Linked DNA regions of Homo sapiens: region 1 is linked to region 2. Evidence: chromatin loops called from intact Hi-C (ENCODE). Cell type or tissue: endothelial cell of umbilical vein. All regions are shown on one strand. Each heading gives the region's core, and the rest is flanking DNA. Links, peaks and the distances in the headings are about the cores only. Region 1 has its middle 38 kb from the start of FAM78A. Region 2 overlaps AIF1L (allograft inflammatory factor 1 like).

What was found. Hi-C counts contacts between places; a loop is a spot of excess contacts. Peaks named below come from ENCODE experiments on the same cell type or tissue, not always from the same donor. Only the 100,000 strongest peaks of a DNase experiment are listed, where the experiment ranks them.
Region 1: it touches region 2 in a loop (9-fold over the local background); 1 of 110 quality-filtered maps calls a loop at or near these places.

The regions. Positions count from the first base shown.
Region 1 is chr9:131,235,433-131,241,544 of GRCh38, reverse strand. No RefSeq gene overlaps it. Among named protein-coding and RNA genes, the nearest start is that of FAM78A, 38 kb to the left of the region's middle. RefSeq lists enhancers at 3,132-3,291, 3,088-3,655, 3,711-4,211, 4,212-4,712, 1,748-6,112. In endothelial cell of umbilical vein, for the core only: no CTCF peak of the experiment used is centred there; DNase peaks (open chromatin) are centred at 2,804, 3,494 and 4,074; H3K27ac peaks cover 2,324 bases.
Region 2 is chr9:131,114,258-131,120,369 of GRCh38, reverse strand. It overlaps AIF1L (allograft inflammatory factor 1 like), which reads right to left. Exons shown (of 6, transcript NM_031426.4): 4 at 5,752-5,793; 5 at 2,452-2,614; 6 at 1-135. The coding sequence ends at 48. Among named protein-coding and RNA genes, the nearest start is that of NUP214, 8.3 kb to the left of the region's middle. In endothelial cell of umbilical vein, for the core only: no CTCF peak of the experiment used is centred there; DNase peaks (open chromatin) are centred at 3,039 and 3,209; H3K27ac peaks cover 2,149 bases.

The DNA.
Region 1 (6,112 bases), core at 2,102-4,601, 120 kb before region 2:
GCCAGGCGCCCCAGGTGGGCAGACTTTCTCAGAGGCGTGAAACACAGTCTTAATGGCAGCGGGAACCACCCTCTGCTTTTTCTTGTCATAGGGTGGTGGGATCCCACCAGATACTTGGAGGTGGTCAGGGCAGCCTGGCCTCACTTAAGTCTTTTTAAATTTAAATTTAAATTTTTTTTTGAGACAGAGTTTCGCTCTTGTTGCCCAGGCTGGAGTGCAGTGGTCTCAAACTCCTGACTTCGTAATCTGCCTGCCTTGGCCTCCCAAAGTGCTGGGATTACAGGCATGAGCCACTGTGCCTGGCCAGTCTGTTTTTGGTTTTTTTTTTCCGAGATGGCATCTTGCTCTGTTGCCCAGGCTGGAGTGCAGTGGTGCGATTTCGGTTTGCTGCAACGTCCTCCTCCTGGGTTTAAGCGATTCTCCTGCCTCAGCCTCCTGAGTAGCTGGGATTACAGGCACCTGCTACCACGCCTGGCTAATTTTTGTATTTTTAGTAGAGATGAGGGTTCAACAGCTTGGCCAATGCTGGTCTTGAACACCTGAACTCAGGTGATCCACCTGCCTCAGCTTCCAAAAGTTCTGGGATTACAGGCGTGAGCCACTGTGCCCGGCAGGCCTCACTTAGTCTTCGGGGCAGCATGCCCCACACAGTCTGCCTAAAGATGTGGCTGGGGGCCTGGAAGTGGTAGGGGGCGCAGGATAGGTTGGCGTTCATCCACTTGCAGGGGAAGGGCAGGCACTTTCACTTGTTTCTGTAGAAATTGCCAGAAACGCTGATGCCCTTGCCACCCAGGACCACCACCTCTTGGTCCAGCAGTACCTATTTGGCTGTGATAGCCACAGGTGGCCCAGGAGATGGCCTCAGCCACTGCGTACCAGGGCCTGCCCCTCTGCTACCTTTGACAGCCGCCCGTTACCGGGTGCTTTTGTATTCCTATGCGCTTCTTGGGCTTTGTTCTGGGCTCTTACTTGGAAATAGTTTGATTTGTTTGGGTCTTGCTTTTAAGCGTTGTTAGGTGAGATCCAAGTGGCATTCTGGGTAGGACTCATATTCTCCCAGCACCGAGACAAAACGTTTCTGAGCACTGTTTCCAATGCGAAGTGATTTATGAGGCTTTCCACTTCGGCCGGCAGGAAGAGGCACTATTCTTCGCCCTAGAGTTCTGAAGAGTTTGCCTCTAATCCTCTCATGTTGTTTTCCTTCTCTAGACCCGGGATTTCCTCACATGTACCAAGCTGAGCAGTACTCAGTTGAATACTCGAGAGGACCCTCCGCAAGGGTCCAGAGTTCTCTCTGTGTGAGGCCCTCTCCTCCCCAGTCCTCTGCTTTGTAAACTCCGGGAGACTGTCGGGCTCCTCTTGGGCTCTCCTTCCATGCACTGTGATCTGGACACACTCTCCAGGCGGTAACTGGGGCAATCATATGGCTCATTCATTAGTTTCTTGAATCTTGGGGATCACTGTCCTTCCTTGTCTGATGTCTACTGTCTTGATTTTTTTTTTTTTTTTTTGGCAGAGTCTCACTCTGTCACCCAGGCTGGACCTTTGCGGGTCCCCGAGCCCCATTCCTGAAGTGAGTGCTGCCGGTCAGCTGTGGGATCAGGGAAGACTTCGTGGGGCACTGGGGTCCGTCTGCTGGGGCCTGGGTCTCTCCCTGAGAAGGCAGGGAAGCCACCGTGAGCACCCCAGTGACTCTGCCAGGCGCTGCCCTGAGCCCCGTGCAAGCCCTGCCCTGTGAGGCACACGGCACCTGCCTCATTTTCACGGGGGGCAGATGGGACGGCTTGCTCCAGCTGGTGTCTCAGAGAAAGGCCTCCTCCCCAGGGCCTCCTGCACCCAGTCTGCACTCTTCACCACTCACCTGGCTGCCCTGCCCTAGTGCGTTCCTGGGATGAGACCCAGAGGACCCCTGGGCAGGGTGGGGGAGCCCTGGCCTTGCTGTGTGCCTCTGGTGCCATTAGCTGGCCCTGTGCCCTTGAACTGTCTGAATACCTGCTATCTCTTGTCATCTCAGGTGGGGGTCTGGCTTTTGAACAAGTCTTGGCTTCTTTCTAGGAAGTCGTGCTGGGAGTCATTTATCAACAGTTCCTGACTCTTGCTCTGTCCTGGCACTGCCCTCACAGAGCTGCCCGTTGCTGGGACGGACTAGATAAATGAATGAAACCACCGACTACACGAGAAATTTCAATTGCGACGGAGGCCTCAAAATAGCAGTGCGGCAGGGCAGGAGCACACAAAGGGAGCCAGTGCCTGTGAGCAGGTCAGCCCACCAGGAAGGCTCTGCCGTGGGGAGGTGGCGCTTAAATGGAGACCTGCAGGATGAGCAGGAAGGGACAGAGGATGGAGCGGTCCTGTGGCGACGAGGAGAATGGGCCATTTGAGAAGCAGAGAAAGTGCAGAGGGGCCTGGAGAACCGCAGGGAGAGTTAGATGCGGAAGGGGGCAGGAGGGGGAGGAGGGCCAGACAGGAGGGCCTGCAGGCACTGTGAGGGCTGCATGGCAGCCAAGCCCCCTTCTAGGCTTCCAGATGGAAAGGCACTAGGTGAGGTCGAGAAAGCCAACATCCGATGGGCCACAAAGCAAAGCTGCTTCTGTACCCTCACGGGCCAGGATGCCAGCAAGGAGAGGTCGCCTCTAGCCAGGACCGGGCTCGGCTCTTGTCTCATATGCTGGGGCTCCCGCCTTCCATCCACAGCCCACTCGCTCCCCCCACCCCTGCCTGTGGCCTCTGCAGCTGGCAATCTAGGTCTGAAAACAATGCAGAGAATCTCCGGCCGGCCGGGGCTGCGGTATGGATGGGCTTCTATTTATAACAATGCAGCAACTGCCACCTCAGTGGGCCTGTGGCCTGACCTCTGGTGGGACTCTGGCAAGCCTCAAAGCCAGACCCCAGAGGAGACGGCAGAGGAAGGGCAGATGACACAGCTGAAGGGTATGGAGCCAGCTGCTCCCACCCTGGAGTCCTCGTCAGGACCCGCAAACCCCTGTCCATGTGCGGTTCACGCCAACATAAGCTAGACAGGCCCGGCCTCTGCCCAGCCCCCGCCGGGCTGCCGTTGTAGACAGATCGTGATCACAGATACAAACAGGTGAGAGGCAGCAGAGGGGACAGGTAACTGCGTGGTGTCAGGGTTATTTGCTGTGACTGATGTCAAGGCCGGCTTGTTTTCACAGGGTGGTCTGCTGGTCGGTAAGGGGTTCAGCAGTGTTGCTGGCACCAGCCGGCAAGATTTCTTTGGAAATGAACAGGTATCTTGGAGAAGAATCAGGAGATCCAATGGTAGCCAGCCAGGGCCTGGCAGGAGCGGGAGGGAGACACTGCCCGGGCCCCAGTGCTGGCTCCGCCCCTCATTCTCTTGTGAGACTTGGGCAAACCGCTTCCTGGCTCAGCCTCATTTTCTCATCTGAAAGCTGTGGGTTGTAGTACGTGGCTCACAGGGTGAAATGTGAAAATGTCAGTGAAGGGCTTAGCATAGTCAGTGCTGGCATGCTGTAGCCATCCAGTGAGTTGTTACTATTACAAAGCAATTTTTAAAAAGGAATGTGTGTTAGAAACACAACCAGCAGGAAGTGAGCTGTGCTTCCGTATAGCAACATCAACGAGGCAGCGGTTCCCAGCCTGAGTGCCAAGGACCCCAACTCCAAGGAGAAAGGTTCCGAGCAAACGTATTTGGGAAATGGCGGACTGTTTCCTCTTGTTGATTTACAAAACATATTTGCATATTAAAGGCTCAAAAAGGTCTTTTTTATAATAAAAAGATGTTAAATTTTGTTCCATCCACTCTTCCTAAACTTATATGGCCATAGAGCCCCCCCCCACCTTTTTTTTTTTTATAGAATACTAACTTCCCATAGGAGACATTTTGAAAACGGCAGAAGTTTGGGGGTTGATACACCCTCCATCCAATTGCTCCTCCTCCTTTCCCCAGGAGGAAAGTAGAGAGTGATGTTGAGACAGAGCAATGGGGGTGCACACGCAGGAATCCGACCAGCTGGCAGCCCAGGCTGGGAGATCCACTATCCCTGCCTTCCAGCCAGGGTGCTCCACGGACTTCCTCAGAGGAAGTTCAGGCAAGAAGCCCCATCTCTGGCATGAAACTGGGCCAGTTTTGTTGGCTGAAAATCAAATGCCGAGAAGTACTGGACAGGTCTTCTAAGAGAAATTACAAATGGGGCCAGGTGCACTGGCTCATGCCTGTAATCCCGGCACTTTGGGAGCCAAGGAGGGCGGATGGCTTGAGTCCAGGAGTTCAGGACCATCCTGGCTAACACGGTAAAACCCCGTCTCTACTAAAAATACAAAAATTAGCCAGGCGTGGTGGTGCACGCCTGTAGTCCCAGCTACTCGGGAGGCTGAGGCAGGAGAATCCCTTGAACCTGGGAGGCGGAGGTTGCAGCGAGCCGAGATTGTGCCACTGCACTCCAGCCTGGTGACAGAGCAAGACTCCGTCTTAAAAAAAAAAAAAAATAGAATAAACAACTAAGTGGCAGTCCAGAAGCCAAGTGGGGTGAGCTGCTGCAAGGCAGGATGAGGGCAAGGAAGGTCTTTCCTCCTCTGTTACAGGGACTCACAGAGGAGGGTTCAAAGTGTTTTGAGTGGCAAGGAGGTGACTTGGCCCACTTGTGCTTTTAGAGTTTTTCTTTTTTGAGCAGGTGCCAGAGCGGCTTAAATTTACACTTGTGTTTCTTATCAACAATTTCAGATAAAATCCCTTAGCCTGGATTAACTGCAAAATAAACATGTTCATGGGAGCTGGGTTCTGTTTTTCAGATGCCCCCTGGGTGGGTATTTATGGCTACTGTCCTTAGATTAAAGCAGAAGGCCCATGGGGTTCATGGACCATCTGTACAAGAATCACCCACTTTAGGAAAAACACAGATTCAAGGGCCTAGCCTAGCCCTGATGAAAAATCTCCAGCGAAAGCCTGAGCGCCGCACTAGAGCCGCACCATTCCCCAGCAGCAGGGTCCTGTGTTTGATAAGGGGCCTGAAGGCCAGGCAGGAGATGTCCCCACCCCACAGACCAGATGAGGTCAAAGTGGGAACCAACTTGGGATCATTTAACCCAGATGTCAGGCCAGAGCCTGCGGGTGAGCGTAACAGCATCGCCAAGACTGGGAAGCAGCTTTGGGCCAGGTGCACCTCATTTAGTCCGAACCGCCACCCTGCCAGACAGGTATTCGAATTCTACTTTACAACTGAGGGGAAAAACTCTCAAGACACAGAGGCCAAGTGCCTCGTTCTGGTTACAGAGCTGGTGGGGGTAAGAGTGAGGGCAGCCTGCACAGTCCACTCCTTCTCTGTAATGCCAGAGACCTGACCTAGAAGCCTCTCTGGAGGCTGCCACAGAGAACGCAAAGCTGAAAGCAGGCACCAGGACACTCACAGGTGGGCAGGGCCATGTGGAGGGGACCACCGGCTCAGCCACATCACCGTGCCACAGGACTCATACTTTTGCCCAAACGAGAGGCCGGGATTGTGGGTGTCGTGTAACTGGGGTTCTACCTGTCCCTGAGGAGCTCAATTTGGCCTCTATCCCTATGTTGCCATCTGAAGCACCAATTACCAGTGTGATATGTGTGTCTGGAAAAGCCAAGCAAAACACAGCCTAGCTCAGTCTGCGCCCCCTTTCCTGAGTTACGCGGAGCAGAAACATAAATGAAACCTCCTGTGCCTGCCGCTGCAGCACATGCCCCAGAAGGGCTGCGTGGGCATCCCTGGGGCCCCTTCTTGTCATCCAGGCTCTTTGCCTGCCCCGATTTGGAGATGGCTCAAGCCCCGCCATCTCCTCCCTGGGCAGGTGGGAGCGACTGTGCATTCCAGCCGGATATCCTGACAGTTCAGGCGTCAGGGGATGCAGGCTGAGCTGACCCCTGCCATCTACCGCTGTAATCACCCCCAAAAAAGGAACTTGGAGGGGCTCACATGCCAGTAGTACATTCCTCCGGGGCTGCTGCCTGACAGGGAGTGGGGGTGTTATCTGCCTGAGCACAGCTGATAGTGCCTTATGGAGAGATGTCACATGCCACCTCAATGGAGGATCAACGCAGAGAATTTGAGGTCAAGGGTTTAGGCCGAACCATTTCTATTTATAAAAAGGAGTGTCCAGGGGG
Region 2 (6,112 bases), core at 2,182-4,681:
GGGAGGGAGGTATGGGGTGGGAAGGCTGGGGAGTCCAGGCGGGGTCCTCAGGGCAGGCTAGCAATGTCTCTCTCTGGAGGGGGGCCAACTGGCTTGGGGCTGCTCTCGTTGGCTTTTCCTTCAAACATCATGACTCTGGTTTGGAGATGGAGAAAAGAAAAAAAGAAAGAAAAACAAGATTAGGATCCTTCCCTCATCCAGGGAAAGATCATCCCAGCCTCATGTCAGCAGGGTCCTCAACAGAATTTAAATCTGTTCTCCAGTGGGATCCTTGCAGAAGCCCAAGACAGCAGCTCCAAGGAAGGGGCTGCTAGTCCCATTTTACAGAGGAGAAAATGGAGGCGCAAAGTGGTGATATGACTCCTCAGAACCACACAGGCGGTCCAGGGCAGAGGCTGGGTACGACTCCAGGCTTCTGACTTCCAGGCCATACCCTTCCCTTAACCACACTGCCTGGAGGAGGCTGAGCCAGGCTGGGCCACGCCTCTGCGCAAAGATCTTCAAAAACCTGCCCACTGCTCTGAGAGTGGTGTCTGGGGAGTAGAGGGTAGGGGCTCAGCGTATAACCTCTAGGGCAACTGCCTAGATTCAAATGCCAGCCCTGCTACTTCCCAGCCGGGTGGCTCAAGCAAGACACTTGACCTCTCTGATCCTTGGCGTTTCTCCCTGGAAGTGGGGTGCTAGAAGATCTGGCCAGATTGGACCGTGGGCTCATGGGCCAGGTACTCAGTCTCCTTGGGCCTCAACAAGCTCCTTTGTAAAATGAGACAGGTATATTTTACATTCGTACTTTAAAAAAGTGAATCTTATTTCATAAAAGCCAAGTAAGTGTTATTTTCTGTTTTCTTTTTTTTTTTTTTTTTCTTTTGAGACAGAGTTTTGTTCTTGCCGCCCAGGCTGGAGGGCAATGTCACGATCTCTGCTCACTGCAACCTCCGCCTCCTGGGCTCAAGTGATTCTCCTGCCTCAGCCTCCCGAGTAGCCAGGATTACAGGCGTGAGCCACAACACCCAGCTAATTTTTGTATTTTTAGTAGAAACGGGGTTTCACCATGTTGACCAGGCTAGTCTCGAACTCCTGACCTCAGGTGATCCACCGGCCTCAGCCTCCCGAAGCGCTGGGATTAAAGGCGTGAGCCAGGGCACCTGGCAGAGTGTTATTTTCAGCTGTGACAAATGACAATGAGACTGCCCTGGGGCAATGCTGTAACGCTCTTCAATGGGGCAGCACCCACAATGTGCTACCACGTAGTAGGTGTTTGCCATCAGCCACACAAGGCTGAAATCTTCATAAGTGTCATTTCACTAGCCCTCAGGACATCACGGAAGACATGATTATCACCCCTATTTTATAGATGAAGAAACTGAGACTCGCAGACCTAAGGTAACTTGCCCAGGGTCATTTTGGTAGCAAGTAATAGCATCAAGATGCAAACCCTGCCTCCCTTTGGGGCCAATTTTTGACTCTATTTTATGCTTACAAGCCTGTGGGGGTAGTGGAGGTGCTTTACAAATGGGGAAACTGCCAGGCATGGTGGCTCACGCCTGTAATCCTAGCACTTTGGGAGGCCGAGGGGGTCTGATCTCTTGGAAGTCAGGAGTTTGAGACCAACCTGGCCAACATGGCGAAACCCCATTTCTACTAAAAATACAAAAATTAGTTGGGTGTGGTGGCGCACACCTGTAATCCTGGCTACTCGGGAGGCTGAGGCAGGAGAATCACTTGAGCTCAGGAGGCGGAGGTTGCAGTGAGCTGAGATCATGTCACTGCACTCCAGCCTGGGTGACAGAGCGAGATCTCAAAAAGAAAAAAAAAAAAAAGGAAAACTAAGGCTCGGAAAGTTTCAACAGATTTATCACCATTATCACCATCACCACCATCATCATCATCACAGTTGCCACTTACTGAGTACTGATTCTGCCTGACTCTGCTACAAGCTAATTTCCCCTACAGGGTACATATTAATATGACCATTTGGGCCGGGTGTGGTGGCTCACGCCTATAATCCTAACATTTTGGGAGGCTGAGGAGGGCAGATTACCTGAGGTCAGGAGTTTGAGACTAGCCTGGCCAACATGGCAAAACCCCGTCTCTTCTAAAAATACAAAAATTAGCCAAGCATAGTGGTGCATGCCTGTAATCTCAGCTACTAGGGAGGCTGAGGCAGAAGAATCACTTGAACCCAGGAGGCGGAGGTTGCAGTGAGCCAAGATCACACCACTGCACTCCAGCCTGGGCAATAGAGTAAGACTCCATCTCAAAAGAAAAAAAAACAAACAAACAATTGACAGATAAGGAAATCAGGATCAGGAGAAGTAAGTACCTTGTCCAGCAGGTCGCACAATGAGTTACCTACTAGGTGGGGAATGGCTGGGGTGCCCAGAGCCAGGGGCCTCTCTGCACAGAATGATTTTGCCTTCAGAGATCCCAAGGGAGGAAGGAGGTACTCACAACTTGAGGACAGCCGACCGTTTCCCCAGCATCATGTTCACAAAGTCTCGGTAGGATATAGTGTCACTGACCCCTCCTGTCACCTCTGAGATCATCTTCTTCATCTCCAGGTGGGTCTTGGGGACACCAAGCTTCTCCATCATCCTCTTTAAAGACATCAGGTCTGCCGGGGGAAAAGCAGATCTGTTAAGTGGAGATGGGCTGCTGGGGCTTAGCAGGGAAGCTGGGAAAGCTCCACTCAGGCACCCCACGCCTAGAAACTTGGCGTCTGCACTCCTTCTCTAGGGAGGAGGAGCCCATCACGCCCTCCCTGCTCTCTTTGGAGGCCGTATAGGCTAGTGGTTAGTGACCTGGGCTTCTAGAGTCAGACGGGCTTGCATTGGAATCGAGCTCTGCTATTCCTGGCTCTGGGATCTGGGGCACACTACTTAACCTCTCTGAACCCCTGCTCCCACCAACGGTGGAACGGGTGGATGGGATCATTCAGGGATCTCTGTGCAGGAAGCACCGGCCCAGAGCACTTTCTTCACACCATGACTGTGGGCTCTGCTATTTCCTGCAGTTAGGGTGGGCTGGGTGCCCACTCTCCTGCTGCCTGGGGAGTTATGCCCAGTGTGGCAGGGTCAGGAAGTCAGGCATTGAAAGTAACTCTGCTGGGTGCCGAGTGGCAGGTGGCTTCTCCCCACGTGCCACTCCTGTCCTGCTGTCCTAGGGCTCTGCCCCGGCTGGAAGGGAGAGGATGCCAAAAATATCCCACAGAGCAGGAAAACCAACAAAAGAACAAAATTCAAGAAAAACAAGGGAGGCCCCAGAATGTCACTCCAGCCCGAGGCGGTGCTGTCTCTGACCGCCCAGCTCCCACCAAGATCTGAGGCAATTTCCTTTGGATTGTTCTCCAGTGAACAATGGGTCATCTAAGGATGGCAGGAGAGGGCTGGGGTAGGGGCCATGGGCCGTGGCGCAGCCAATGCTCCTCCTGGCAAGGCGGGCGGGACTGGGGCCAGGCCCAAAGGTGCCAGGATGTCCACGCATTCAGAGAGAGCTGGGCAGCCTTCTCCAGGAAAGGGGGAAAGGGCTGCACACGCACTGCCAGACTCTGAAGTTGGCAGGACCTTTCTCGGGCAGTTCGGCAAGATGCTTCAAAAGCCTTTGACCCAGTGTCCCCTTCCTGAGATTTCCTCTACAGAAATAACCAGGGAGGTGAACAAGCACTCATGTACAAAGAGGTTCTTTACAGGATTATCAATAATAGTTAAAATTGGAAGGCATCCAAATGGTCCACACAAAGGCATCGGCTAAACAAATTAGAATCCATTCCTACAATGCAGCCATTAACTATATTTCAAAAGAAAAATCAGCTGGCGCCATGGCTCATGCCTGTAATCCCAGCACTTTGGGACGACGAGGCAGGCGGATCACTTGAGGCCAGGAGTTTGAGTCCAGCCTGGCCAACATGGTGAAACCTCGTCTCTACTAAAAATACGAAAATTAGCCGGGCGTGGTGGTGCGTGCCTGTAATCTCAGCTACTTGGGAGGCTGAGGCAGGAGAACCGCTTGAACCTGGGAGGCTGAGGATGCAGTGAGCCAAGATTGTGCCACTGCACTCCAGCCTGGGCAACAGAATGAGACTATGTCTCAAAAAAAGAAAGAAAAATCAATAATAAATCAAAATACTCACCATTGTTTTATTTCACTTATTTTTTCTGGCCGGGCTGACCAATAGAAAGTTATTTTTTTCAAGGAGGCTCAAAAATGATATAAAACAGCTTTTGTGATTAGAATAAAGAGTGGAAGGCTAGAAACGGAAATGTTTGTAGCAGTTACTTCTGGGAGGTGGGGTTGTGGGTGATGCATTTTTGTCTTTTTGTCTTGCTGTGTTTCCCCAATTTTTTTAATGATGAAAATGTGTTTATTTGATAAGCCAAATTTTTTTTTTTTTTTTTTGAGACGAAGTCTTGCTCTTGTCCCCTAGGCTGGAGTGCAATGGTGCAATCTGGGCTCACTGCAACCTCCACCTCCTGGGTTAAAGCAATTCTCCTGCCTCAGCCTCCCGAGTAGCTGGGATTACAGGCATCTGCCACCATGCCCGGCTAATTTTTGCATTTTTAGTAAAGATGGGGTTTCACCATGTTGCCCAGGCTGGTCTCGAACTCCTGATCTCATGTGATCCGCCCGCCTTGGCCTCCCAAAGTGCTGGGATTACAGGCGTGAGACACTGTGCCTGGCCAAATTTTCTTTCTAAAGAAAAAAAAAAATGATCAAAATATTCTAAAGGGAGAAGAAAAGAGAGAGGACAGAGGAAGAGGAGTAGAAATGCCGGTAGCAGCATCAATCTGAGACGCAGGATGAAATGGAAAAGGGGGAAACTGTTCAGAAACCAACGGCTGGGCCCTGGTTCACTGCCAGTGTTCCATGTAAGCAAGTCATTTCACCTTTCTTTTTGCTTTTTTTTTTTTTTTTTTTTTTTTTGAGACAGAATCTCGCTCTGTCACCCAGGCTGGAGTGCAGTGGCACAATCTTGGCTCACTGCAACCTCCGCCTCCTGGGTTCAAGCAGTTCTCCTGCCTCAGCCTCCCGAGTAGCTGGGATTACAGGCACCCGCCACCACACCCAGCTAATTTTTGTATTTTTAGTAGAGATGGGATTTCGTCATGTTGGCCAGGCTGGTCTTGAACTCCTGACCTCAGGTGATCCCCACGCCTTGGCCTCCCAAAGTGCTGGGATTACAGGCTTGAGCCATGGCGCCCGGCCCATTTCACCTTTCTGAGTCTTGCTTTCCTCATCTGTAAAATGGGGATAATTAAACCAGCCTTAACCACTTCTTTGCGGGTGAGGTCCAGGTATGGTCTCCTACCAGAACGTAAGTGCCAGTAGCTGCACAGCAGGATGCAATAAGGAGAGAATCAACGTATATAAAAGCAACTTGTCAACTGCCGAATGACATACAATGGAAAGACAGACTTCAGGGCCACTGAAATGCCAGCCAGGAGGCCCAGGGCCTGTCCACCCTGAGTGTCTCCAGCCCTGGGCAGGTGTGGCACCCTCTGTCCTGAGTCCCCGTAGCACCTGGGGTGGGAGGCTGAGGTGTGGGTGGGGAGGGAAGCAGTAGGGGATCAAAGGGTCTGGAGGAGTCTGAGGGCAGTGGTGCCAGGGCAGAAGGCAAGGGGCTGGGGCTGGCTCGGCGCAACATATTCACCAGCCTTCCGGACTGCCCCATGCCCCTCACCCGCACAGAGGGTCCCTCAAGCCCTCTACCCACTTAACACCCTCCTCCCTAAACACACTCAAGGCTTCACTCACCAATCTCGCCTTCATTGTTCAGGTCAAACTCCATGTACTTCTCTGGAAATCACAGAGCAAAAACTAGCATTAGTTTGGAAGCAGCGTCTCCCTGTGGGGACCCAGTGGCTCCCTTGTGGGCAAATGACCGTGTCCTCAGGAGTCTGAACCACCTCCCGCACCCTACCAAGGGTCTTGACCTGAGTCCCCCATCCGCTGAGCCATGGCCTCTGGGGAAAGAGCTCATCCTGCCTGGACTACTCTCCTAGAGGTGCCACGAGGGAAAGATGGCTGGGGGCCACTCTGACCCTCTTACCAGGAGGGCAGCTGCTTTCTCCCGGGTCCCCAGCAGCACAGACCAGCTGCATCTGAGTTAGTAGCA